Regions from separate parts of the Mus musculus genome. Here all the other regions are linked to region 5. The links are chromatin loops, found by intact Hi-C in ENCODE. Cell type or tissue: left cerebral cortex. All regions are shown on one strand. Region 1 has its middle 20 kb from the start of Gm9054. Region 2 overlaps Vps45 (vacuolar protein sorting 45). Region 3 holds the start of Ciart (circadian associated repressor of transcription). Region 4 overlaps Mrps21 (mitochondrial ribosomal protein S21). Region 5 overlaps Vps45 (vacuolar protein sorting 45).

The links. A loop is a pair of places that touch in the nucleus more often than their neighbours do. Peaks named below come from ENCODE experiments on the same cell type or tissue, not always from the same donor. Only the 100,000 strongest peaks of a DNase experiment are listed, where the experiment ranks them.
Region 1: it touches region 5 in a loop (7-fold over the local background); 41 of 42 quality-filtered maps call a loop at or near these places.
Region 2: a loop joins it to region 5, with 2.0 times the contacts of the local background. A loop is called at or near these places in 9 of 42 quality-filtered maps.
Region 3: it touches region 5 in a loop (2.4-fold over the local background); 10 of 42 quality-filtered maps call a loop at or near these places.
Region 4: a loop joins it to region 5, with 7 times the contacts of the local background. A loop is called at or near these places in 16 of 42 quality-filtered maps.

What each region holds. Positions count from the first base shown.
Region 1 is chr3:95,963,295-95,968,294 of GRCm38, reverse strand. No RefSeq gene overlaps it. Among named protein-coding and RNA genes, the nearest start is that of Gm9054, 20 kb to the left of the region's middle. In left cerebral cortex, CTCF peaks have their summits at 2,260 (motif pointing left) and 4,392 (motif pointing right); DNase peaks (open chromatin) are centred at 476, 2,005 and 4,409; H3K4me3 peaks cover 218 bases; H3K27ac peaks cover 228 bases.
Region 2 is chr3:95,998,447-96,003,446 of GRCm38, reverse strand. It overlaps Vps45 (vacuolar protein sorting 45), which reads left to right. Exons shown (of 15, transcript NM_013841.3): 15 at 3,296-3,615. The coding sequence ends at 3,383. It also overlaps a transcript of Plekho1 not described here. Among named protein-coding and RNA genes, the nearest start is that of Plekho1, 5.1 kb to the right of the region's middle. In left cerebral cortex, no CTCF peak of the experiment used is centred here; DNase peaks (open chromatin) are centred at 1,632, 2,032 and 2,973; H3K27ac peaks cover 2,953 bases.
Region 3 is chr3:95,880,966-95,885,965 of GRCm38, reverse strand. It overlaps Ciart (circadian associated repressor of transcription), which reads left to right and starts at 3,738. Exons shown (of 6, transcript NM_001033302.2): 1 at 3,738-3,811; 2 at 4,377-4,785; 3 at 4,908-4,983. The coding sequence starts at 4,441. It overlaps BC028528 (cDNA sequence BC028528), which reads left to right. Exons shown (of 6, transcript NM_153513.4): 5 at 895-996; 6 at 1,729-2,021. The coding sequence ends at 993. The region is part of intron 1 of C920021L13Rik (RIKEN cDNA C920021L13 gene); the gene reads right to left. In left cerebral cortex, CTCF peaks have their summits at 2,733 (motif pointing left) and 4,038; DNase peaks (open chromatin) are centred at 2,749, 3,589 and 4,650; H3K4me3 peaks cover 2,132 bases; H3K27ac peaks cover 2,591 bases.
Region 4 is chr3:95,859,813-95,864,812 of GRCm38, reverse strand. Mrps21 (mitochondrial ribosomal protein S21) reads left to right here. Exons shown (of 3, transcript NM_001355759.1): 3 at 1,881-2,179. The coding sequence ends at 2,061. Among named protein-coding and RNA genes, the nearest start is that of Prpf3, 6.4 kb to the right of the region's middle. In left cerebral cortex, CTCF peaks have their summits at 482 (motif pointing right), 2,784 (motif pointing left), 3,405 (motif pointing right) and 4,292 (motif pointing left); a DNase peak (open chromatin) is centred at 2,775; H3K27ac peaks cover 84 bases.
Region 5 is chr3:96,050,011-96,055,010 of GRCm38, reverse strand. Vps45 (vacuolar protein sorting 45) reads left to right here. Exons shown (of 15, transcript NM_013841.3): 3 at 1,912-1,972. Among named protein-coding and RNA genes, the nearest start is that of Vps45, 5.9 kb to the left of the region's middle. In left cerebral cortex, a CTCF peak has its summit at 2,882 (motif pointing right); DNase peaks (open chromatin) are centred at 2,956 and 4,316; H3K27ac peaks cover 429 bases.

The sequences.
Region 1 (5,000 bases), 87 kb after region 5:
CATGCCCCAATACTAGTTTTTTATTAGATTTTTTCTTTATTTATATTTAAAATGTTATCCCCTTTCCTAGTTTCCCCTCCAAAAATCCCCTATCCCCCTCCCCTTGCTCTCCAACCCACCCACTCCCATTCTTGGTCTTGGCATTCCCCTGTATTGGGGCATAGAACCTTCACAGGACCAAGGGCCTCTCCTTCCATTGATGACCGACAAGGCCATCCTCTGCTACATATAAAGCTAGAGCCACCAGTCCTACCACGTGTTTTCTTTGGTGGTTTAGTCCCAGGGAGCTCTAGGGGTACTGGCTAGTTCATATTGCTGTTCCTCCTATAAGGCTGCAAACCCCTTCAGCTCCTTGGGTACTTTCTCTAGCTCCTTCATTGGGGACCTTGTGCTCAGTCCAATGGATGACTGTGAGCATCCTCTTCTGTATTTTCCAAGCACTGGCAGAGCCTCTCAGGAGACAGCTATATCAGGCTCCTGTCAGCAAGCTCTTGTTGGCATCTGCCATAGTGTCTGGGTTTGGTGGTTGTTTATGGGATAGATCCCCAAGTGGGGGAGTCTCTGGATGGTCCTTCCTTCAGTCTCTGCTCCAATACTAGTTTTATATCACACACACAAAAAAATACTGTTTTTTTAAAAGCTATTCAGAAATGTAAAAGACACCTAGGCCTAGACATATTTGCATAGTAGCAATTATGCAAATACCAAAAATGGTGGTATGCAATTAGCAAAGCTATGTGTATCAACACAGGTAAATCTTACAAGCCAAAGACTAAGGGGACTCACATTACAGAACAAGTATGAGGCCACTTATGTAAGGTTTTAAAATATGCACAAATTCTTTGCTACTGTGTATATTTAACATACAAACTACACGTAGAAAAACTCACATGGAAATGTTCCACACCAAACCCGTCAATCTGCGGACCACAGCAGCAGGTGACAAGAAAAGTGCCATGCTACCGGAGAAGGGGAAACTGAGGCACAGAGGTTAGGAGATAAGGGGCTTCCATCGGGTTGCTGAGAGGTTAAGTTGAATGTCAACTTATGGGAATCCATCCTCAGAATCTGGTACCACGTCTTAAGTATTTAATAATAAATAAAAGGAAATATATAGTTAATGTGAGGAAGAACGGGTTTTTGTGTTTATTAATTTGGGATGGATGCCTTGTGCTTCAGTGCCCTTGAGAAGGTCAGAGGACAACCTGCAGGGGGACCCTCCATCTCTCCTTCCATTGTGGTCCTAGGATTGAGCTCAGGTGGTCAGGCTCATCAGCCAGCATCTTTACCTGCTGAGCTATCTTGTCAACCCGAGAGACTGATTTGTAATTTATAAATCCAAGCCTATCCTGTCTCAAAAGAGAAAAAGAAAAATCTTTCCTGTTCAGTTATGGACCTGATACTAAAAGAAAAAGCTGTGTGCCGGGCGGTGGTGGCGCACGCCTTTAATCCTAGCACTTGGGAGGCAGAGGCAGGCGGATTTCTGAGTTCGAGGCCAGCCTGGTCTACAAAGGGAGTTCCAGGACAGCCAGGGCTACACAGAGAAACCCTGTCTCGAAAAACCAAAAAAAAAAAAAGAAAGAAAGAAAAGAAAAAGCAATTGTTTTATTTTTTAAAGTTGGACGGAACCTCAAGAGGACCTGCTGGGCACCCTCTTACAGTGAAGGGCTTCAAGCGACAAACTGGTTTAGATTGATTTTAACTTTTTATGTGTATGAGTGTTTTGCCTGCCTGTATGTCTGTGTGCACTGCATGTGTGCTTAGAAGAAACCACAGAGGTCAGAAGACTGCATGGGATGCCCTGGAGCTGGAGTTAACAGATAATTGTGAGACAGTCTGCTTGCTGGAAACCAAACTTGGATCCTCTGAAAAAGGTTTTTATTCACCAGCCTTGAGCTCTGCCTGCCCAACTGGCTCCTGCTCCAGATGTGACTTCGCAGTTTTGCCAGGGATGCAGATAGCCCAGGAACAGTGCCTCCCACCACCTGCTCAGAGGAGGTGCCAATGACGTGGGTGTTCCTGTGTGTGAAATCCAGCGAGATCCTCCCCCTTCCTTTGGCAAAAGCTCCCAAGATATCATTAGAGGAAGAAAGGGAAAAAGAAAAAACAAAAACAAAAAACAAGGTGCTCTGCCCCTCCTGGCTTCAGATGCAGTACCTGTTAAGACTGTTGTGGAGTTACATCTTTTTCATAGCTCTTTAACCATTTCCCGGTGGGTCAGTCATGTTTTCTGCTAAGACCCCACCACCAGCACAGAAAATTGCAACTTTTGAGCAGGCAGTGCCCTCTAGTGTTGTACTTTAATAATAAAAACTTAAATGCTACCCCCCCCCCCGCCTTTATCTAATATCAAAGCAAAGAGAAAGTCTGCCAAAATCAAATCACATCTTCCTAACCCATCCCCCACCCCCACCCCAGCTTCACAGAGCTGACATTTAGGACTTGATGATGCCACAGGCAGTCTTGTCCGTTGTGGGATGTTTAGCAGCAACTCTGGTATCTACCTCCCAGGTGCAGTGCCACTGAGGCCAGGTGTGACAACCAAAATATCAAGAGACATATCACTAACGGTCCCCAGGGAGTAAGTCACCCTGGGAAACCACTGGTTAGGAAGTGGCTTGCTCTTCTGGCCAAATATGAGTAGCAGAGATGGGGAAGGGGTGACTCATGTATGTTATGCAGATACATGGCTTCTTTTGTTTTTAAATTTTTTTATGTATATAGGTGTATGGCCTGCATGTGTGTCTGTGTACAAGAAGGGAGTGCTGAATCTTCTGAAAATGGAATTACAGCCGGCTGTGAGCTCTAGCACAGGTCCTAGAAACTGACCATGGATCCTCTGCAAGAGCCATCAAAGCTCTTAACCTTTGGGAGGAACATCTCTCCAGCACCGTCCACCTCTTCTTTTTTTTTAAAGCAGGGTCCCGTGTAGCTCAGGCTGGCCTCAGACTCACTATGTAGCCAAGGCTACCCTTAAATTCTTCATCTCCCTGTCTGCCTTCCTTTGCTGGGATTACAGGCTATGTGCCCTGTGCACATATGTAACGCTATTTTGTGCTCTGTCACTCAGTGGTGTGGTTGTACAGGTGCAAGCTCCTGTTCACAGGACCTTGAAATGGAGTCAGTTAGCCAGGCCAGCAGCTGTGATCACCCCCTGCCTCCACTTCGGAAGCTGTTGCTTTACTGGCTGTCTCTATTGGCCTTACCTCTCTCTCTCTCTCTAATTAAATGCAACTAGACAATCTTCTGAACACACTATAGAGCAAATCACAGTCTTTAGACTTTTATCTTTTAAAGGGCTGGTTTAGGACATACATTTAAAACTCAAACTTAGAAATGTGCGTGGCTTGGCTAGAGTAAAAAAAAAAAGAAGAAGGGGACTGGAAAGATGACTGTTTTTTTGGTTTTTTGGGGGTGTTTGTTTGTTTGTTTGTTTGTTTTTGTTTTGGCGGGGGGCATCTGAGACAAGGTTTCTTGTGTAGCTCTGGCTGTCCTGGAACTCACTCTGTAGACCAGGCTGGCCTTGAACTCGGAGATCTCCCTGCCTTTGCCTCCCAAGTGCTACTAGGATTAAAGGCATGCGCCACCACCACCCCACTGTGGCTAGGCTATTAAGAACACTGCGGCTGCTCTTACCGAGGACCTGGGTTTGACTGCCAGTAGCCACATAGTGGCTTACAACCATTTGTAACTCCAGTCCCTGGGGATCCAATGCCCTCTCCAGACAAACACGTAGGCAAAACACCCAAACACATTAAAAAGGAAAAATAAAAAAAATAAACAAAAATGAAATGTGGAAGGCCATGCTCTGACTGGAGACATCGGGACCTTTTCCCAGCTATGTTAAAGTCCAAGCTGGGCTGTCTTCTCTGTCTTCAATGAGGTGGCTGAGCAGCAGACGCCAACGTGCAGATCTTCATGAAGACCCCGACGGCCAAGACCATCACTCTTGAGGTCGAGCCCAGTGACGCCACCGAGAATGTCAAGGCCAAGATCCAAGACAAGGAAGGCATTCCACCTGACCTGCAGGGGCTGATAACAGCTAGAGGATGGTCGCACCCTGTCCAACTTCCAGAAACCTTCCAGAACCTTGCACCTGATGCTGCGCCTGTGCGGTGGCATCATTTAGCTGTCCATCAGCTTGCCCAGAAGTACAAAAAAGACAAGATGATCTGCAATAGGTGCTATGCATGCCTGTACCTCCCACCCCCAGTCAACTGCCGCAAGAAGTATGGCCATACCAACAACCTGAGCCCCAAGAGAAGGTCAAATAAAGCTGGAGCCTGTTCCAGGCCAGTGACCTGGACTAAATAAAGTCCCCTTCCATTGACTGGAGCAGTAAAAAAATAAAATAAAATAAAAGTCGAAGCTGCTGGCCTGTGATGGTGCACACCTTTAATCCCGGGCTTCCAGCAGGTGGAGCTATGTAAACGCAAGGCCAGCCTGGTCTACCTAGCAAGTTTCAGGGAGGGCTACACAGAGAAACCTTGTCTCTCAATCCAAAACAGAACAATTTATTGTTCAACTTATTCTTAAATGTTATCATAAAACATCTGGAAGATGTCTTAAGCACATAACTAGAAATCAGCTGATATATTCATTGCTAATTCCATAGCACTTTTCCTTTGGTCTCTCTCTTAAGGAACAGTCTCCCAGACCCTGTGTTACCATACTGGACTGAAAGGATTGCAGGTGGGGTTAAGGAGCTCAAGGTGGGCTAAGTCTGGGGCCAATGCCGTCACAGGTCTCTTTTTGAGAGACAGAGGGAGACAGGAAGTCAGGGCAGAAAAGGAAACAAGGGGATGGAGCCAAGGCCAGAGGGGTAAGATGGCTACTTTCAAAGAGGACGGGGTCAGGGGTCAGGGGCTCAGGGGTCAGTCCTCTTAGAAATGTGAGCTGTGCCTAGAAAAGGCAGGGAAAGGTTCACTCCTAAACCCTCCAGAAGCAATACAACCCTGCAGGCATCTGCCATTTAGGAGTCTAATGCCCATTTCAAAACA
Region 2 (5,000 bases), 52 kb after region 5:
GGGGTTTTTCACTAGATATTTAGAAAAGGAAATAGAAAGCACGCTGCAGTGACCACTCGAACTGTTGGCCTAACTCAAGGATGAAGTGCTGCCCAGCACCCACGTGCTTCTCTCTGGTTACAACGCTCGTCTTTCCCTTGCTTTAACACAGAACAGTGCATCTCTATCCGTTGGCCATGGACTTCTAAACAACATGTTCAGTTTTGCTCAGTTTGAGTCACGACAAAAGTGATGTTATACTTTCCTTGTGAGCCTTGCCTCTGTGATTTATCTGCATCATTGACCCTGCTCACTCGGCTCTCAGTGCTATGTCACATTTCCTGGCCACCCAGTAATTTCAACAGGTTTGCTGTTGTTGCTGTTGTTGTTGTTGTTGTTGTTGTTGTTGTTGTTTTACCTATTTTGCTATTGTTTCTTTCAAGGAGAAAGAAATATGAGGCAAGAGTATTTATTGGCACATGATTCTATTGTTTGTGAGCATAAGTGATGCTTACAGTGACTGTGAGCTAGCGCTTGATGCAGGAGAGAAAAGGGGGAGGATGCGCCTTTCTTCAATGATCCCAGGCTCCACCCAGGGAATTAAAGAAGCCTGTATCTCTCAAATTAGAATATGATTATAATTCCTAGGAACATGCAAGAATACAAAATAAATGTAACATGTCTTTTGGAGTATTTATTTTCATATAATTTGGGAGATATGCAAAGAATTAAGTTAATAAAATAATATGAACTTGGAGGCAGGAAAGTACAAAGGCTTCCAGGAAAATAGAGAATTCCCAAGTGCTGGAATCCAGTGTGTACCACACTTGGCTTAAGGCTATTTCTTCTTACATGGTACAAAAAGACATAAAAACTACATATTCTGTTTTTATATTGCACATATTTAGTGTATATATGGAAGGGGTGTGCATACCATGGACACTAATGGACATTAGATGACAACTTGTGGGCACTGGTTCTCCCTTGCCACCACGGGCATCCAATGCTCGGACTCAGGGCATCAGGCTTGGCATCACACACCTTCTCCCACAAAGCCACCTCACCAGCCGTCAGTGCATGCGTCTTAGCAGTCAGGCCCCACAAACCAGCTTCCCTCCGTCCATCCTGCCTCACGTGTAAACGTCTGCCTGTGGACTATAGGACGATGAATTAGATATGGACATACATATGCGCATTGTTGAAGTATAGTCTGGGAACAGTTATTCAAAGCAATTACCTTAATAATTAACACAACACTAATGCTGTGAGTGTTGGTTTCTGGTTTGTCACCAGAGACTAAAAACTAAAGATGATACAAGCATTTTAAAAAGAATTCTTTTTACTTTATGAGAGTTTGCCTCCATGCGTGCATGTGTGCATATGTATCCCTGGTGCCTGCAGAGGCCATCAGATGCCCTGGAACTGGAATTACAAATGTTTGTGAGCCACGTGGGGGTGCTGGGAACTGAGCAGGTCTTCTGGAAGTGCTCTTAACCGCTGAGCCACCTCTCTGGCCCAGCACCTACTTTTTTGTGTAGACTCAAGAATTTTCAGGGTTTGCTTTTCTGAGTTAAGAGTGAGGCCCTCTCAGTCTATCCATTTTTAGAGCTGGGCAGCACCCTGGCCAACCCACTCCAAGCAGCCAGCATGTTGACTCCAATCCTAGTGTCTGTGCTACACCCTGCCCAGATGTGCTGTGCATCTGGCTCTCTCTTAAGGTAGGACTCATAGCTGTGGTCCTGCGCACATGTAGTTCAGTGCAGTCCAGTCATGCACAGTAAATGTTTGTTAAAATAAATTTAACTGAACTGGATTGGATCCTAGCTCCACAAGAGATATTTTAGTTTGTTTTTAGGTGAGATTGATTTTTTAGAAATCTAGACAAGCCATTCTTTTTGTCTCATTGTTTTTAAACACAGTCTAAATTTAGGATGCAGCTACCAATATGTTCGTTGCCCATAATTTTTAAGTACTCTGAGCTGTGAGTCATCAAAGTCCCTAAATAGATATTTGAAAAGTCACAATAGCTCTGGGAAACAAAATTAGGTTTGGCAAATACCGTGTTTTCTCTTTGCAGTCAGGAATGTGTGGTCTTACTGATCTACATGGGAGGAACATTCTGTATAATTTTAGCGAGTTCTTTTCCCTTCGTACTAGAGTTGAAAATGAGCAGAGATCACCTGACGAGCTCCAATGGGGCAGCCAGCCGCTTCCTCCTTGCTGGAAACCACTGCTGGGGACTGTTTCCTTCCCAGATGGCAGTGTTGCATCCTCCTGACCCTGACTCAGCCCCTCCAGCATTGCCAGTCTGATGGGTGAAAGAAAGGGGGCCACACGGAAAGGAGGCAGCTGTGTTTCAGTAGAAGGCAATGCCATGGCCTCTCCTCCTTCCCATTTTTTGTCTCTAATGGAGTTTAGAGTTTAAATCCTCCACGCCCCTGCGTCTCCCAGCTCTGACCTATGAAGCAGGGTGAGGTACTTCCCATCCTTCGTCACCACAGAGCATGCTTACAAATGCCATCAAAATAACCCTAATGTTAGCCAGAAGCCCCTGTCGCCAGGGAGCAGCAACTTTAACTAATTCATTTATCCAGCATGCTGTGACACACATCATACACACACAAAGGCTTTTTAGAAAGATTTTAAAGAGGAAAGCATACCCAATAGGATAAGATCTGCATTTTAAGAAAATATATGTAATTTGTACTAATGTAACATGGTCCTAAGGTAGTGGTTCTCAGCCTGGGGGGCGTGCACATATCAGATAACCTACATACCAGATATGTGCATTGTGAGTCATAACAGTGGCAAAATTAGTTATAAAGTAGCAACAAACTGTATTAAAGGGTCACGGCCTTAGGAAAGTTGAGAACCACTGTCCTAAGGTACTATATAAAACCTTGCCTTTAAAAGATCTGGGGTCCCATACCTTCTTTCTACAGTTTCAGTGGGTAGGGACACCTGCTGCGAAGCCTGATGACCTGAGCTGTACCTCTGACCTCTACACAAACACTCTGGCACATGGCCTAGCATAGCAGCTGCACTTAGGATCTTGTCACTTAGAGAAAAGGCTGTGTGACACCGGCCTGCATCACACAGTGAGCGCCAGGCCCAGAAAAGGAAAACGCACTAATGTGCACAAAGGCGTTGTCCTCCTGGGCAGGACGTTCTATCCGCCAGTCGGACTCGGCACATGGTATCGACCAGGACTTCTCCAGCTCTATTCATGTTTCTTACCAGGTCACAGCCGTGAGGGCTGCTCTGCTTTGGTGAGGCTTTTGCTTTTCTGCCAAATAACCTGAAGTCTCTTTGTCAGCTTCCTAGAGGAAGTCCTGGCTTCTGGGCTGCACAGCCGCAGCAGGGAGAGCTCGCAGGCCACCTCAAGGTCAGCAAACAGAAGATGAGATGGCAGTGGAGAGCGGCGAGAATGTCATGGCCTCCTCTTACCTGCCTCGGCCCTTCCCTGCTGACCAGGGGCTTTGGGGCTGGCCCTTGTGTTTGCTCTGACTCACTCCAGGTAACCCCGATTCCTGGACTGCTGGAACAGACCCCGGGACTGCGAGCCGACGATGAGCCCACCCCGACCCACTTGTGATTGTGTATGGAATAAACACACTCTTTGTGTATTTGACAGCACAGGCTTCAGTGTTTGATGGGCTCTGTTGAGGTAGTATATGAGAAATGTGTTGTCAGAGATAAGAGGGATTCAGAAAGCCATGTGATGCACGCGGTACCATCACTTAGGTCCTGACTTCTCTTGATATCCTAAACAAGTGAAGTTCTGACATGAGCCAGCCATGTTAAGGACCATGGTATCAGACCTTTGTAAAGTTGGCAAAGCCTTTCTCCCAGATCAGGTTCAGACTGCCCCCCTACAGACAGACACCACCTACCGAGACCAGCCTGAGACTGCCCCCCTACAGACACCACCTACCAAGACCAGCCTGAGACTGCCCCCCTACAGACACCACCTACCAAGACCAGCCTGAGACTGCCCCCCTACAGACAGACACCACCTACCAAGACCAACTAACTTCCCCCCCCTGGGCTGTACATAAGTGCACAGAGGCCCCAGGTTGCCCATCAGAGTACAGACAGCCCATCTGGCCCTGTCTTTTCTTTTCTTTTTTCTTTCTTTTTTTTTTTTCTTTTGGTTTTTCAAGACAAGTTTTCTCTATATAGCCCTGGCTGTCCTAAAACTCACTTTATAGTAGTGGCCTCGAACTCAGAAATCCGCCTGCCTTGGCCTCCCAAGTGGGATTAAAGACATGCACCACCACAGCCTGGCTTGGCCCTGGCTTTTCTAGACCGGTATTTGTGTCTGTTCTTTCCTCTGTCCCAGTCAGGGTTCCAGGACCAAGACTCGGGGGACACAGCCCCCTGTCCCCTTACCTCATCCCTCATGCTCATTTCTTTTTAGAGCCATTTGCTGTAGCATTGAGAACCCATGTGGGGTTGCAATAAGAATCTATCTGCAGAGATGTAAGGGATATTGTTTGGTTTCTTTGAGGCTCATTCATGGGAATTCATAAGGTGAAGACTCGAGATGATGTCAGACAAACAATGAAGGCACAGCCTGTATCTGGACATGTTTAATTATGCGGGCAGATGAAAGCTCTGGTCTGCCTCTCCTGAAGCAGTGATAGAAATCAGTGTCCTCAGATAATCATGCTCATGTTCATGTATGTATGTGTGCACATGCTGGTGTGATTGTCCTTGAAACCAGAAAAGGACATCTGATCTCCCTGGGCTGGAGTTAGAGCCTGTCCAGTGTGGGTGCTGGCAACTGAACTCAGGGGCTCTGCAAGAGCCGCAAGCACACTTGACTGCTGAACCCCTTAACTTATATGTTGATAAGTATTCCTTAGCATCCTTCAGATTTGTCACATTTATATAACCAATACTGGACATAATCGTCTTTTGTGGCTGGCTCAGTTTCCTCCTCCATAAAGTGAAGATAATTAGTGCCTTCCTCATGTGACAGTAAGGACTAAATACAATGATCCAGTATAATATTTACA
Region 3 (5,000 bases), 170 kb after region 5:
TGTGAAAGTGGAAAGGCCAATGCCTAAGTCAGCGGAGGCAGATAAGTCAACCAAGGAAATGGAAGAGGCAGGCAGACAGCCAAGTTTGAGTTATAGGGACTAGAAGAGCGAAAGCTTGATATGATCAATCAAAAGCTACTGAGAGCCCGAAGAGGAAGAGGCATGGATGCCCCCAAGAATGTAGTTTGAGTTGTTAAAAGAAAGTTAGATTTGTGGAATAAATGAGTACGGAGTGTAAGCTGGGTGAGGTGTCTACGACTGCAAGACAGAGACAGTTGACCTCTGATTAGAGGCCAGCCTGGACTGTAAGGGAAAAAAAACATCTCAAGAGTAAGGAAGGCCCATGAAGTGGTGCACATGGCTTTGAGGCAGCAGCAGGGGGATCTCTGAGTTCGAGGCCAGCCTGGTCTACAGAGTGAGTTCCAGGACAGCTAGGGCTACGGCTACACAGAGAAACCCTGTCTCGAAAAACAAACAAAAAAAAAGGGCAAAAGAACCAAAGAGCAGCACACATGCAATTGAACACAAGTGGGAGGATCCAGTAAGATTGGCAAGCAGTAAATACCCCACACACATTGGGAAATGTGTGGTAGGTTCTCTATAGATGGCAAGCCCCACTTAAGCCCAGGAACTAAGTCTCATTTATTCTGTCCCTGAAAAACATCTAATACAAAGTCATGCCTACAAAGGGTAAAAAAATGCAATGTTATTGAGAGTTGTGGCCTCCCAAGTAGGAAGAATTCTTATTGTGATAGGGAGGCGGGCAGACTCTCCTTTGAGACCACAGGTAAAGAAAAAAGGGGTTAGTGTAAAGAGATTGTCTTCCTGGAGAGGGGATGGGACTGCTGGAAAGGTGACAATGACCTATGTGTGTGTATGTGGGGGGTGTTTTAGCAGAGTCCAAATCAGAATGATGCCATGTCCACGCTGCAGAGTCCTGTGTCCTGCTTTCTGTTATGGACCCTCCTTCAAGGAGGGGTACATTTTATGTAGAAGGTAAGAGGGCAGCCACTGGCCTTGGTGGGGTGCTATAAAGTAATTCTTACCAGTTACCTTTTGCTTGTATTTCCAACCTGGACATCAATTCTCATACGAAAAGAAGGAAGCAGGATCACCTTTAGAAATATCTAATTAGCTGATCTTGAAAATTTTGAAAGATGTTGAAGCAAAGACTTTTGTGATGTCATTCTTTTATTCGGATCTGGCAAGACTTTTAAGACCTCCTCCTAGGAGAGAAGCAGGCTAAATGGAGAAGCCTTTTCCAAACTCCCAACAAGCCTGGAAAATCAGAGCTGGTTCTATTCTGCCCAGGTTTGAAGTTATAGCAGGTGCCAGAGGTCAAAATGGGTGTGTCCTACAACCCTGTAGAGCCAAGAGGCAAAGTTCAGCAGGAGGCGGAAGGAGGCATGAAGAATGGAGAATCCACCTTAGAACCTGAAATCAGTGGCGTTTGCATAGAGACGGGAGCAAAGAGACTTCCTTGCTTTCCTGCTCTTGGTTTTTTGATTTACTGTTTTTAATTATGTGTGTGTGCAGGGAGGGGTGTGTGCACATGAGTATGGGCGCTCAGGCTACAAGCACCAGAGTTTCTGGGGGGAGAGTTTACAGGGGTTTGTGAGCCAGCTGACATGAGTGCTGGGACTGGAACTTAGGTCCTCTGCGAAAGTGTGTTCTCTTAAACACTGGGCCAGCCCCCCTGACCCTGTTTCTATCCACCCCCTTTCCCAGGTGAGAGAAGGCCGCTATCACTCTTCAGACTAGAATTCTTTGGCAAGAATTTGGATGAAAAATTTTAAAAAAAAATTGGGACTGGAGAGATGGTTCAGCGGTTAAGAGCACTGACTGCTCTTCAAGAGGTCCTGAGTTCAATTCCCAGCAACCACATGGTGGCTCACAACCATCTGTAATGGGATCTCATGCCCTCTTCTGGAGTGTCTGAAGACAGCTACAGTGTACACATATATATATATATACAATAAATAATTCTTTTAAGAAAAAAATTAAAAAATTAATTTTGCCTACTTCTTAATGAGAGTCTGTTCTAAAGTCAACACTGACACGTACACCAAGATTTAGCGGCATGAAGGGCAGATTAGAAAGAGAATTACAAGGCAGGGAACCAGAAGCAGGCAGATCTTTGAGTTTGAGGGCAAGCCTGGTCTACAAAGTGAATTCCAGGGCAGCCAGAGCTACACGGAGAAACCCTGTCTTGGGGGGTGGGGTGGGGAAGGAATTAGATATCAACTAATTAGAAGGAATTATACCCTATACATAGTTTAGAGTAGAACAGAGACTATCACAGATAACAGGTTCATTCTGAGACTGTAATTCTAACTCTATTTTTGTTTCTTTTCTTTTCCTGAGGGTCCCATGTGGCTCGGGTTGGTCTTGAACTGATCTCCTTGCATCCATCCCTCAGGATTACAGAAGGCATGAGCCACCACATCTAGATTACTTATATTTTATTTGATATTGTCTTGAAATTGTGTTTGGGGAAACAGTGCTGAGGTTTAATTTAGAAATCCTTTTCCTTTTTCTAAAATAACCACATTGCTAAATATAAGTAAAAAAGCATTAGAACATATTTAAAATAACCACACGTTCTCCAAACCATGACTTAGATCCCTGTCCAACTTTTCTTTTAGTAAGACTGGGGGGGTGGGGGGGTGGTAGTGTCTGTTCTCTCGACCCTAATCAGAACTAGAGTGCCCCCTTGCGACTCCTCTGCTTCAGTCGACAGGGTCCTCCTCGCCATCGTTTCCTTTTACAGTGACTTGGTGCAAGGGATGCTAAGGTCTGTTGGTGACTCTCTAAACTCTTGACTCGCTTTTTTCCTTCCTCAACGTTTCCCCAGTTTTCTCCCAGGAACAAATAAACTGAAGCCAGATAAAGCCATAAGCTTGAGGAGCAAAGATCTACTCTGCTCTGTTCCCAGTACTGAGAATCAGAGAATTCTGAGTGAAGGGTCCGAAGGGCCCGGGGCAGAAAAGTCAGGGACAAGTTCGGCTATGACCTCTAGAATCTTGGCGGGCTGGCATCCGAGCTGGGAACGTGCGTGGCAAGTTATGTAAGAACCGGCTGGAGAAGCTGCGCGGCGGGAGCCCCGGAGAGGACGCGGTGTTCCAGCCGCAGTCCCCACCCTCCTCGCCCAGCAGGGCAGGAGGCACCCAACTTGGTGGCGAGGAGGGGAGGATGAAAGAGTGGGGAGTCACGAGGGCGAGCCGCCGACAAGGGAACGGATGCCCGGCGTCACACGTCCGTTGTCACACACGTTGCGGACACGAGTTGCTGAGGGCTCCCACGTGCTGCGCCCGTGCGCGGAGGCGCTCAGAGGGGCCCACGTCCCGAGGCGCCACCTCCGTGGCTCGGCCCCGCTCTGTACACTCCAGCCGTGCGTCTCCCGCGCAGTGCTGTCCTATTTAAGGCTATGAGCTCCACCCTTTTCCGCCCCTTCCTTAATTTTCACTTTTTTCCATCCTCCTTTTTTATCACCCGAGGAGCCGCATGTACGGGCGGAGCATGGACTGCTTCCCTTCCAGCCAATCACCACTTGGCTGCCTCTCTATTGGCCGAGCCCCCGCGTGCCGTAGCAAATGGGCTGTGAGCGTCTGCATCTAGAGTCACGTGTTGCCGGTAAGCTATCCAATGAGAGCACAAGGTCTGTGTACGCAGGGGGAGGCACGTGCAGAACCGCACGTGTCTGGGAGGGGGAAGGGGCGGGACCCACAGAGTGAGGCGGAGGTGGGTCGGCTAGACCAGCACAGACAGTGAAGAAGCTGCATACCGACCGGGGCTGAACCGACAGACCCAGGTAAGCGGACGAGAGCCAAGCGCTCTCCGGAAGACGACCCGGATGGGGTGGGCATGGAAGACCGCAGATCGGGGTGTTGGGAGGTATTGCATCACCTGGCAGGCGCGACCGTAGACTGACCAGCGCAGTGCACCTGATGGTGAAGGATGCGAAAGCGGTGGAGCCGGGTGTCTATGGGGCCGGAACTCTAGGGACCTGAGGTGGGTTCTGGTGCGCAGAGCAGCCTCTAGCGGGTGTCGTTTTTAGGTCGATAGGCTCCCTATGAGGTCTGGCCGGGAACAGCCCAGAACTGCAGGCTGAGGGGAAGGTGTAAAGTCGGTTATTCACCCAAGGGAAGAAAGGCTGTGTAGGGTCAAGAGCTCTGTGTGGGCTGGCGGTCTAGATTTTGAATGCGGCTGGAAGAGCAAGTTTTTTTTTTTTTTCCTTTCTTTCTTGTTTCTATTGAGAACGGAAAAACAATAAAACAAAGCGAAAACCATGTTACTCTGTTTAGAATGCCCCAGTCTCCCAGTCCCTTTCCTAATTCTTTGACTCTGATTTCAGACTCCCTCGCTTTGCTTTTCAGTTGCAGGTTCTGATCTTTGGTACTACGGGAGCTGCTCTTCAGCCCCTCTCCTGCTCCTGGACCTATGGATTCTCCATCTAGTGTTTCTTCTTATTCCTCCTCCTCCCTCTCCCCATCATTTTCCACGTCCTCTGTGAACAGTGACTTTAGCTTCCCTTCTGATAACGAGAGGGAGGGCAAGGGCACCCATGAGCTCAGGCCAGACACTGTGGGTCAGAGAGGAGGTTCCAGGCCCAGTCCAGGCCCTATCCGCTGCAGACATCGACCCAGGGTTTCTAGTAACCAACATACAGCACCTCATCTGGAACAGCAAGGATCTGAAGTCAAGAGATCAAGAGACGGTGAACAGGAGACGAGTCTGAACACCCAAGGATGTACTACAGAGGGAGATCTGCTCTTTGCTCAAAAGGTAACAGAAAGCAGAAAAGATAGTGCAGTGGCAAACACCTAATTGGTTGACAAGGACCTGCCAGTTACATCACAGCAGAAAAACCACTGCTGGTCTCAAAGTCTTGTGCTGTTTTTCTACAGTGTAAAGAACTCCAAGGGTTCATACGGCCCCTCACAGACCTACTGAACGGACTCAAGATGGGTCGCTTTGACAGAGGTAATAATCTGATTAAT
Region 4 (5,000 bases), 190 kb after region 5:
TTTTAGGGGTTTTTTGAGACAGGGTCTCGTGTATCCTAGGCTGGCCATGTATGACTTGAACTCCTGCCTCCCCAGGTGCTGGCACCACACTGGGTTAAGGGGTTCTGGGGATGAAACCAGGTAACAACTGAGTTACACCACCAGCACCATACTTAATTCTGCTACAAAGCTTGACCTACATCCTTGCCTATTAGAGATGAAGTTGAATGAGTGCTTCTGCTGTGGTGGAGGGAGTGCGTGCGTGCGTGCGTGCGTGCGTGCGTGTGTGTGTGTGTGTGTGTGTGTGTGTGCGTTCTAGGCTGGCTGGTCTAGCTCCTCCTCCAGTGCTGGGATTACAAGTGGGGGCCTTTTTACCTGGATTCTTGCACTAGAACTCAGGTCCAGTGTCAACTCAACCATCTTTCCAGCCTAATCTATGCTTTTAATTTTTTAAAAAAGATTTATTTATTTAATGTATGTGAGTACACTGTAGCTGTCTTCAGACACACCAGAAGGGGGCATCAGACCCCATTACAGATGGTTGTGAGCCACCACGTGGTTACTAGGAATTGAACTCAGGACTTCTGGAAGAACAGTCAGTGCTCTTAACCACTGAGCCATCTCTCCAGCCCACAGCCTGTTTTTAATCGTTTTTAATATTTATTTATTTATTTATTTTGTTTAGTTGTTTGAGACAGGGTCTCACTGTGTAGTCTTGGCTAGCCTGGAACTGTGTAAATCAATTTGGTCTCAAACTCAGAGATCCGCCTGCCTTTGCCTCCCAAGTGCTGGGATTAAAGTTGTGCTCCTCCGTCTTGCTTATCAGTGCTCTCGGTTTCATCTCCAGCACTAAAGAGAAAGGAAATGCTTAGGTACTGAGATGATGCCCCGATGCTCCATCTCCTTGGCCTGTGTTTTCTCCCCCCACCCCCCTCCCCCGGATGAAAAGCCCCACCCAGCTCTTCCCCTGTCGTTGTCTAGGCTGGCCCAATCGCTGGGTGCTCTCCCGGCCAATGAGATCCTTACAGAAGGAAGGGGGTGAGCCTGCGGAACAACACCTAGGGCAGATCCCTAACCTCTGCCAGCACCTACACACTCATGACACACAGTTGTGTGATTAGAGCATGTGGGACATGGGAAATGGTGAGTGAGGCTGTTGCAATGCTCTCCTTTGTGTCCTGGCTATGACGAGGGCCTGTGTTTAGGGAGCCCCACAATTGCTCAGACTTAAGTTGTATCAGTTGTTTTTTTTTTCTAAGGGGTCATCTGAAACTATCCTCTTACATCAGCCTCCAGGTCCTGGGCTGATAGCCGTGTACACCACCCTACCAGTTCTCAAATACAAAGAAGAGGGAGCTACATTTTTCACTAAGAATCAACTAGGGGTCACTCCATTGAGTTTTGTTTTGTTTTGTTTTAATTACAAATAGTTTGCCTCAGTTGTGGTTGTTTTCGTTTGGTTTTGGTTTTGTGGGACAAGGTCTCTCTATGTGGCTCTGCTTGGCCTCCAACTCACAGAGATCCATCTGCCTCTGCTTCCTGAGTTCTGGGATCAAAAGCATGCGCCACCACACGCCAGGCTTCACGTGTGCTTCCCCTCCCGTGACTGGAAAGCACTGCACCGGGAACCACTGACCCTCAGAGGCTGTCTTACACCGTGGGCGTGGTGTGTGGAGGGAGTCAAAGAGAGAGCGTAGCTCCAGGGTAAGCACTATGGCTGCTTTTTAAATTTACCTCACGGGGTCTTACTGCAGCCTCTAGAAAGCAGTCAGTGTTATGTTGTCACCACCATCATTTTCAAACACAAGTTATTTTTGCCTCTTGACTTCCGATGGGCAGTGAAACTGGTAAGGAACAGTGATGACGAACAGCATCTGACTTCATCACCTGCCTTTATACAGAATCCTCACCACGGATGGGCTTACCGAAGTCATAAGTCGACGACGCTACTATGAGAAGCCTTGCCGCCGCCGCCAGCGGGAGAGCTATGAAACATGCCGGAGGATCTACAACATGGAAATGGCTCGAAAGATTAACTTCTTGATGCGAAAGAACCGTGCAGACCCGTGGCTGGGCTGCTGAGGCTTGGGGCTAGGCACCCACACACCCATGTCCAACTCCTTTCTTTATCCAGCCAAGTTCTGTTACTTTTCTCTATAATAAAAACTCCATCACAGGTGAACAAGAAGGCTTGGACATACAGAAGCTGTCTTATTGGTCCACAGCGGACCCCGTCTTTGATTAAAATGAAAATAAAGAATGAGGGCTGGAGAGATGGCTCAGCGGTTAAGAGCATTGACTGCTCTTCCAAAGGTCCTAAGTTCAAATCCCAGCAACCACATGGTGGCTCACAACCACCCATAATGAGATCTGATGCCCTCTTCTGGTGTGTCTGAAGTCAGCTACACTGTACTTACATATAATAATGAATCTTAAAAAAAGAAAAAGAAAAGAAAAGAAAGAATAAAAAAAATGGAATAGGAGCAGTAATATTTGTTGCTAGCCTAGGAGAGGGGCCAATCAGAAGATACATGTAATGATAGAGTTTCTGTTTATAAAGATTTGGGAAAGTTCAAGAAACCATGGTGCCAGAAAGAAAGAAGGAAGGAAGGAAGGAAGGAAGGAAGGAGAGAGAGAGAGAGAGAGAGAGAGAGAAGGAAAGAAAATATTAGGGCTGGAGAGATGGCTCAGCAGTTAAGGGCGCTGCTTCTCTTTTGTACAGGACTTAGTTGAGTTCCAACACCTAATGGGTGACACAGGACTCTGAAACTCCAGTTCCAACTGTCTGTCGCCATCTTCTGGCCTCTTTGGGTACTTCATGAATATAGTACACATACCCTTGTGGCTCACAACTGTCTGTGAGTCAAACCCCAAGGGAATTCCTTTTCTGATCCCCATAGGCACCATATATATCCATGGCACACAGACATACATGCTAGGCAAACATTGAATATGTGAATGGACTTAATACTACTGAGCTGTACACTTGGTTAAATTACTGTTTTGTTACTATTTATTTATTTATTTTTTTGGTGGCTTTTTCTTGTTTTTGAATCTCTGTAACCAGGCTGGCCTCAAATGCACAGAGAACCACCTGCCTGTTTCCTGAGTGCTGGGATTAAAGGTGTGTACCACCCCACCCAGCTAAATTGCTGTGGTTTTAGAATTTCTTTTTGGTTTTTCGAGACAGGGTTTCTCTGTATAGCCCTGGCTGTCCTGGAACTCATTCTGTAGACCAGGCTGGCCTCCAACTCGGAAATCCGCCTGCCTCTGCCCCCCCAAGTGCCGGGATCAAAGTCGTGCGCCACCACCGCCCAGCGAGGTTTTTTGTTGTTTTTTTTTTGTTTTGTTTTAAAGATTTATTAGTATACAGCATTCTGCCTGCATGTATGTCTGCTGGCCAGAAGAGGGCACCAGATCTCATAGATGGTTGTGAGCCACCACGTGGTTGCTAGGAATTGAACTCAGGACCTCTGGAAGAGCAGCCGGTGTTCTTAACCTCTGAGCCTCTCCAGCCCGTGGTTTTAGAATTTTAAACCCCCTTTTCTGAGTCCAGGTGAGGCAAGGAAAGTTTCCAACTGTAAAAAAAAAATCCTACATTTCCTATCCAATTGTTATGAGTCCCAAAAACAACTCTCACCGGAAATGCAGATGTTACTCTTCACTGAACTGCCCTTCTCTGTCTGCCCTTTGAGTAGTATGTATGTGTTCTTAATGAAGTCTCCTAAAATACTACTAAACTAGACTCAAAAGAATCCCAGGAACAGACCTTACAATGCTAACTCCTGTTTCTGTCCTTGAATCTTGATGGGGGGTGGGGTGGGGAGCACAAGTGCCCTGGATGGATGGTAAAGCAGTAAATGAATCATAAGAGGAAAGAGGTGTGTGTAGGGGGAAGGGCTCAGAGTGAGACATAGTGTCAATGTCAGCACAGGGGCTGTGTCATTCGTGTTAGGGCCCCTGCTTTAGGTCCAGGCCAGCAAGTTGTTAATAGGCCTGTGCATAATTGTAATTCCTGCTGGAGCTGAGCTTCTGTCCTGCATGTACTCAATTTGTTGGCGATGCCCAGTGTCAGCGCCTTCCCATGGCAGCATTCTGACCCCAGTGAGAAAACCTGCTAGTCCTTCATTGCTGACATCTGCTTCCTCCTTTCTTGGTCTCCATACAGACGCACCTCTAGTATCCGGGGCGTTGGCACCAGCATCTGCAGAAGACTGGCAGAGAAGAGGCAGGAGGGCTAGCCACCCATCCCAGGATGCTACCCTCTGAGCATAACAGTTTCAAGGGACAGAATTTAGGGCTAGTGGATAAACATCACCCCCTTGTGGTGTAACACATTGATTTCTAGCCTTCACTTTTTGTTTTTATTCATTCTTGATTTAGGGACTTAGCTCAGGCTGGCCTCAAACTTGTACTCTACCTGCCTTGTCCTCTCCAGTTGAGATTCCAGGCTTGTCCCTTTTTTAGTGGCTAATGCCTTGAGCCCTCTTGTGAGTTTACTGTTCCTCCTTTGAGGAAGCATTCAAGTCCTTAGGCGGGGGTCCTCACTGCTGAGTTGACAGGTCTTTCCTTAGGAACCTGACATGTAGATGTTGCCTCCCACTGTGGGTTGTCTTTTTATCCTGTGGTAGGTTCCTTTGATGTTTGCTGTGACAGGACTTTGGCTGGCTTGAAAGTGGCCATCCTCCTGTCTCAGCCTCACAAGGACTAGGATTACTGTCATCTGCCACCACACCCAGCCAAATGGCAGAAGTTTTCCATGTCCAGTTTGCTTTGTTGCCCTTGTTTTTGGTATCACATCTTAGAATTCATTGCCAAATCCAGTGTCATGAAGACAAACTCTGTTTTCTTCTAAGAGTTTTGTTTGTTTTGTTGTTGTTTCTAGACAGGGTTTCTTTCTGAGGCCCTGGCTGTCCTGAAACTCATTCTGTAGACCAGGCTAGCCTTGAATTCGGAGATTTGTCTACCTCTGTCTCTAAATGCTGGAATTAAAGACATGCACCACCACTACCAGTCCAAAA
Region 5 (5,000 bases):
TACGCATTTAAGGCCCACTCAGGCTGCATGAGATTCTCTCTCACACAGCAACAAAAGGGGGCTGGAGAATGGCTCAGCAGTCAGGGTCACTTGCTGCATAATTATGTGAACCAAAGTTTAGATCCCAGTCTCACATAACTAGCTGGGCATCCCCCATATACCTTAAACCCCAGGTTCAAGGGGAGCAGAGACCAGATCTCTGGAATTTGCTGGCTTTCAGCCTAGGGAGAGACTCTGCCTCAAATGAATAGGCAGAAAGTGCTAGAGAAGGACACCCAGAACCCTTCTCTGGCCTCCCAGTACATGCGCGCGCACACACACACACACACACACACACACACACACACACACACACACACATGCCTGCACAGATACACATGCAAATAACTACATTTCTTAATGGCATGATATACATGTTTATGAAGATAACTTTTCTGTAGTTTAAATGTAAGCAATAACATAGTGACTCCCCCTCCTCTATTGGGTAGACGTGGTACATTCCTGTTTGCTTGCTATCAAGACAGGGTCTGACTGTGTCATCCAGGCTGATTTCACACCCACATCCTCTTGGTTTCTGCCTTGTGAGTGCTGGGGTTTGTGTACAGCACCACCCCCAGTAGCAGTGTGCATTGCTTAAAATTATTTTTAACACTATTGGCATGATTTAAACAAATTTTGAAGTGTTTAGTTTAAAATATATTAACAGGGATACAATCAAGCAGTCGAGCCTTTTTGTCCTTAGAAATTTTAGTTTAAAGACCTGATTTAATTTGAACTTTAATCATGTATTCTGGTATGAAAAAACAGACCAACTGTTAGAATGGTCTGTGGATAGAATTCTCACGTTTTGACTGTATAAAAAGAACTGAGCAGAAGAGATGTCTCAGTAGATAAGACTGTCTACTGCTCTTACAGAGGACTCCAGTGTGATTCCCAGCACCTTGTGTTGGGCAGCTCACAACCACCTGTAACTGGAGCCCAAGTGGAATCTGATGCCTCTGTCCTCCACTGGCAGCTGTGTGTGCACACAGACACACATTCACACAATTAAAAAATTAAATCTTAAATGGACTGATTTTTTTTTTAACTTCTATCATTTTGTTTTGTTTTGTTTTGTTTTCAAGGCAGGGTTTCTCTGTGTAGCCCTGGCTGTCCTGGAACTCACTTTGTAGACCAGGCTGGCCTCAAACTCAGAAATCCACCTGCCTCTGCCTCCCAAGTGCTGGGATTAAAGGCGTGCGCCACCATGCCCAGCATTATCATTTTTTAAAATTTAATTTAAAATGTAATTATAGAAGGGCTCTCAGGCTGATACTTACACATACTTCATGAGCACTGTAGTTGTGGACTCTGAGACTTCAGTAAGTTAAAAGCCAAAGTAAATACACTTAACTATATTTTCTCTTGTTTTTAAAGAACTACACACATTTTGGTAAGTAAGAAATTGGATTAGAGGAATACAATTTATTGGTAAACAGCTTGAGGTAGATTTGCAGTTAGTAGCAATTTTATGTTATATTTCAACATATGTCCTTTAGTTTTACATTAATTTAACCAAGAAAATACTGACAACTTGTATTTAGCATACTTATATATATGAAAGTGTTCAAGATTCTGATTAGTGTGCTCTTTTGTTTGCAGCCTTCATTGCCCACTGCATGTACAATCTTGACCTCAGCATACTGTTAGGCACGGTACTTACTAATTTTTAAAGTTACATTTATTATGGAGGTTGCAGGACAGTTTTCGGGAGCCGGTTCTCTCCTCCCACCGAGTGCATTGCAGGGACTCAGCTCAGGACATCGGACAGGGCGGCAAATGCTCTTCTCTGCTGAGCCATCTTGCCAGCCCTTCCTTATCCCTTTCACTGAAGCACCTCTGCTCATGCTTTGTTTATTCTTTGTTTTCTAGGAGAATGTGGAATATCTGATCCAGGAGCTCCGAAGACCCAAGTACAGCATATATTTTATTTGTAAGTACTGTAGTTCACTTTTCAAATCATGGATGTGTCTGTGATACTGAGTAACTTGTATCATCAAGTTCATTGAACTCATCACCTAAAAGCTTGTGTGTTCCAAGTATTAAAAGTATTCTGGAAATGGACTGATAACTCAGCTGTTAAGGAAACTGGCTGTTCTTCAAGAAACCAGAGTTGAATGCCCAGCACCCACGTAGTGGCTCACAACCACCTGGAACTCCAGTTTCAGAGATCCAGTGCCATCTCTGGCCTCCACAGATACTGCATACACATGGAGCACAAACATACATGCAGGCAAAATATACATAAAATAAAATTGAATAAACCTTTGAAAATTAGGTAATTGCCATCATCCCTCTTTCTGAAATCAAAATAACAATTTCCATTCATTGCTTAGATAAAAGTTTTATTTCACTTTGCATTTTAAAGACTTATTTATTCATATATTTTATGTATCTGAGTACATTGAAGCTGTCTTCAGATGGCTGTAACGGGCATCAGATCCCATTACAGACGGTTGTGAGTGACCATGTGGTTGCTGGGAATTGAACTTAGGACCTCTGGAAAAATAGTCAGTGCTCTTAACCGCTGAGCCATCTCTCCATCCCTCACTTTGCATTTTAAAAGGCTGATTTATAAGCCAAAAGTTATAAGTAGTCAAACAGCATGTTTTTCTTTCCTCAAAGTGTTTCCTTACTCCTGTGTTTCACCTCTAAATTGAGGTATAGAAAGGAATTTATTCTGGGGTAAGGATATACAGGAACTTTCTGTATTTGTTGTTTTATGTGAGTCATGAAAGAATACATCACCAAGCAGTTATCTCTTGGGGATGTGCAAGAGGGGAAGCCTGGAAATGAACTCTGTTCACATCTACATTTGGATTTTCTTCCATTCTGCTGTGGAAGTTACAGTTGTTCTCCTCTAGGGGTCACCATTGCTCTTTGTAGAATTAGTAAAGTCTGGCACTGGTTCCAAAACTAGGTAGCAAATCTAGCACCCAGAAAGTAGGACACTTAGCCTGGTGTGGTGGTGCACGCCTGGAATCCCAGCACTCAGGAGCAGAGGCAGACAGATCTCCACCACACTGGTCTACATAGTGAGTCCCAGACTAGCCAAAGCTACGTAGAAACCTTGTCTCAAAAACAGAGAAAAGAAAGTAGAACATTTAAGAGGTTTTCAAACTTTGGGGGTTTAGATTGTTGTCTAAGATATACACACTTCTTTCACCATATATTACTATTTAATGATGCCAATGGCAGCACACACCTTTAACCCAAGCATCCTGGAGGCAGAGGAAGGTGGATTTCTGAGTTTGAGGCCAGCCTGGTCTACAGAGCAAGTTCTAGGACAGCCAGGGCTACACAGAGAAACCCTGTCTCAGAAAAACAAAAACAAAGGAATTAATAATGCCAAAATTAACTTTAAATAATATTTTAAACTTTATAAAGAGCTGTTTCATATTTTATTTCACTTGAGCCTTTATAGCATCTATCATCTACCAGGTAAAACTATGTTTAATAGTTTCTCCTCCTAGGAATGGGTCAGCTGTGAGGCCAGCTTGGCCAGGTGTCTCTGTCTCTTACCATCTGGGGCCCTGCACTTTCACGACATGTGGCCTCTAAACATTGCACTAGAACTGTGAACCAATATGAAGCTCTTTTCTTTTAACTTACCCAGACAGTGATGTTGTGCTATTGGCACAGAAAACAAACTAAAGTGATACTAGTTATAAAAATGACATCAGAGATCCTGTGTGCCAGTCTCCCCTAATGTGGCATCTGACATAACAGTGGTGCAGTGTCACATCTGGCATATTAACGCGACACAGTCAAGCAGCACCGCCTTTCTGTCCCTACAAGGATCCTTGTGTTGCCCTTTTATTAACCGTATTCACTTCTACCCCAACTCCATCCTTACCCCTGGCAACTGCCTCTCTGTTCTTCCTGTAGCATTTGTTATTCTAAGATGCTGGTAGGGAGAAGAGAGCATTGCCTGGGGGCGGCTTCTTTCCTTCAGCACAGTTGTTGTATGCATGAGTTACTTTCTCTTTCCTCCTGAGTAGTATCCCACTGTGTTCATTAACTCACCACTGAAGGACAGCTGACATGTTCCAGTGGGGCCGCCTGAGATGCAGCTGTTATAAACCTCTGAATGGGTTTCTGCATGAACATGGCCTCATTTCTTTGGGATGGATGACAGATGCTGGGCCGTATGGTCGTGGCGTGTTTAGTGTTTTCCTGAGGAACCACACCGTTTTTGTGTCCCCACTGTCAGGGTAGTCCATGATATCTGCACACTTGCTGTCATTTTAGCCAGTGTGGTAGGTGTGAGCCTCTACCCAGCAGCAGTGAGGGAATGAAGAAAGGACATACACACAGACATATGTGGAGAAAAGCTGGGCTTAGGTGGGCGTGTACACTGACAGAGCAGCACCAACTCTACACTAACCAGGAACCTCAGCGAGTGTATTATGAACGGGGAAGGAGGATGGGGGATTGGTTTAGCTCAGTGTTTCTCAACCTTATGACCCCTTTGGGAAACAAATGACCCTTTCACAGGAGTCACATATCAGATATTTATATTATAATTCATAATAATAGCAAAATTATAGTTATGAGGTAATAATGAAAATAATTTTGTGGCTGGGGTCAGCACAACCTAAAGAACTGTACTAAAATGTCACAGCATTTGGACAGTTGAGAACCACTGGTTAGCTAGTTTTCCAGGACATCTCTGTAGGAGAGAGAGCAGTCTCTAGCTGCAAATACCAGGAGGAGCAAGCTGCAGTTGCTAGTGTTCACACAAACGGCTAACAGTCTAACTCCCACTAGAGGAAGACTTTGCCATCCATCTGAGCCATGGGGCAAGGTTTTGCTAATTTCCCAATTTGCTAATTTCCTAATTTCTGAGGCATTGGTCCTTAATGTGGTCTTGCCCAAGTGTAGTCATTTTAATATTTTTTAAATCAAATTACAAGCTACAGCCTCATATATGCATATGTATGTATATAAAATGTTTCTTT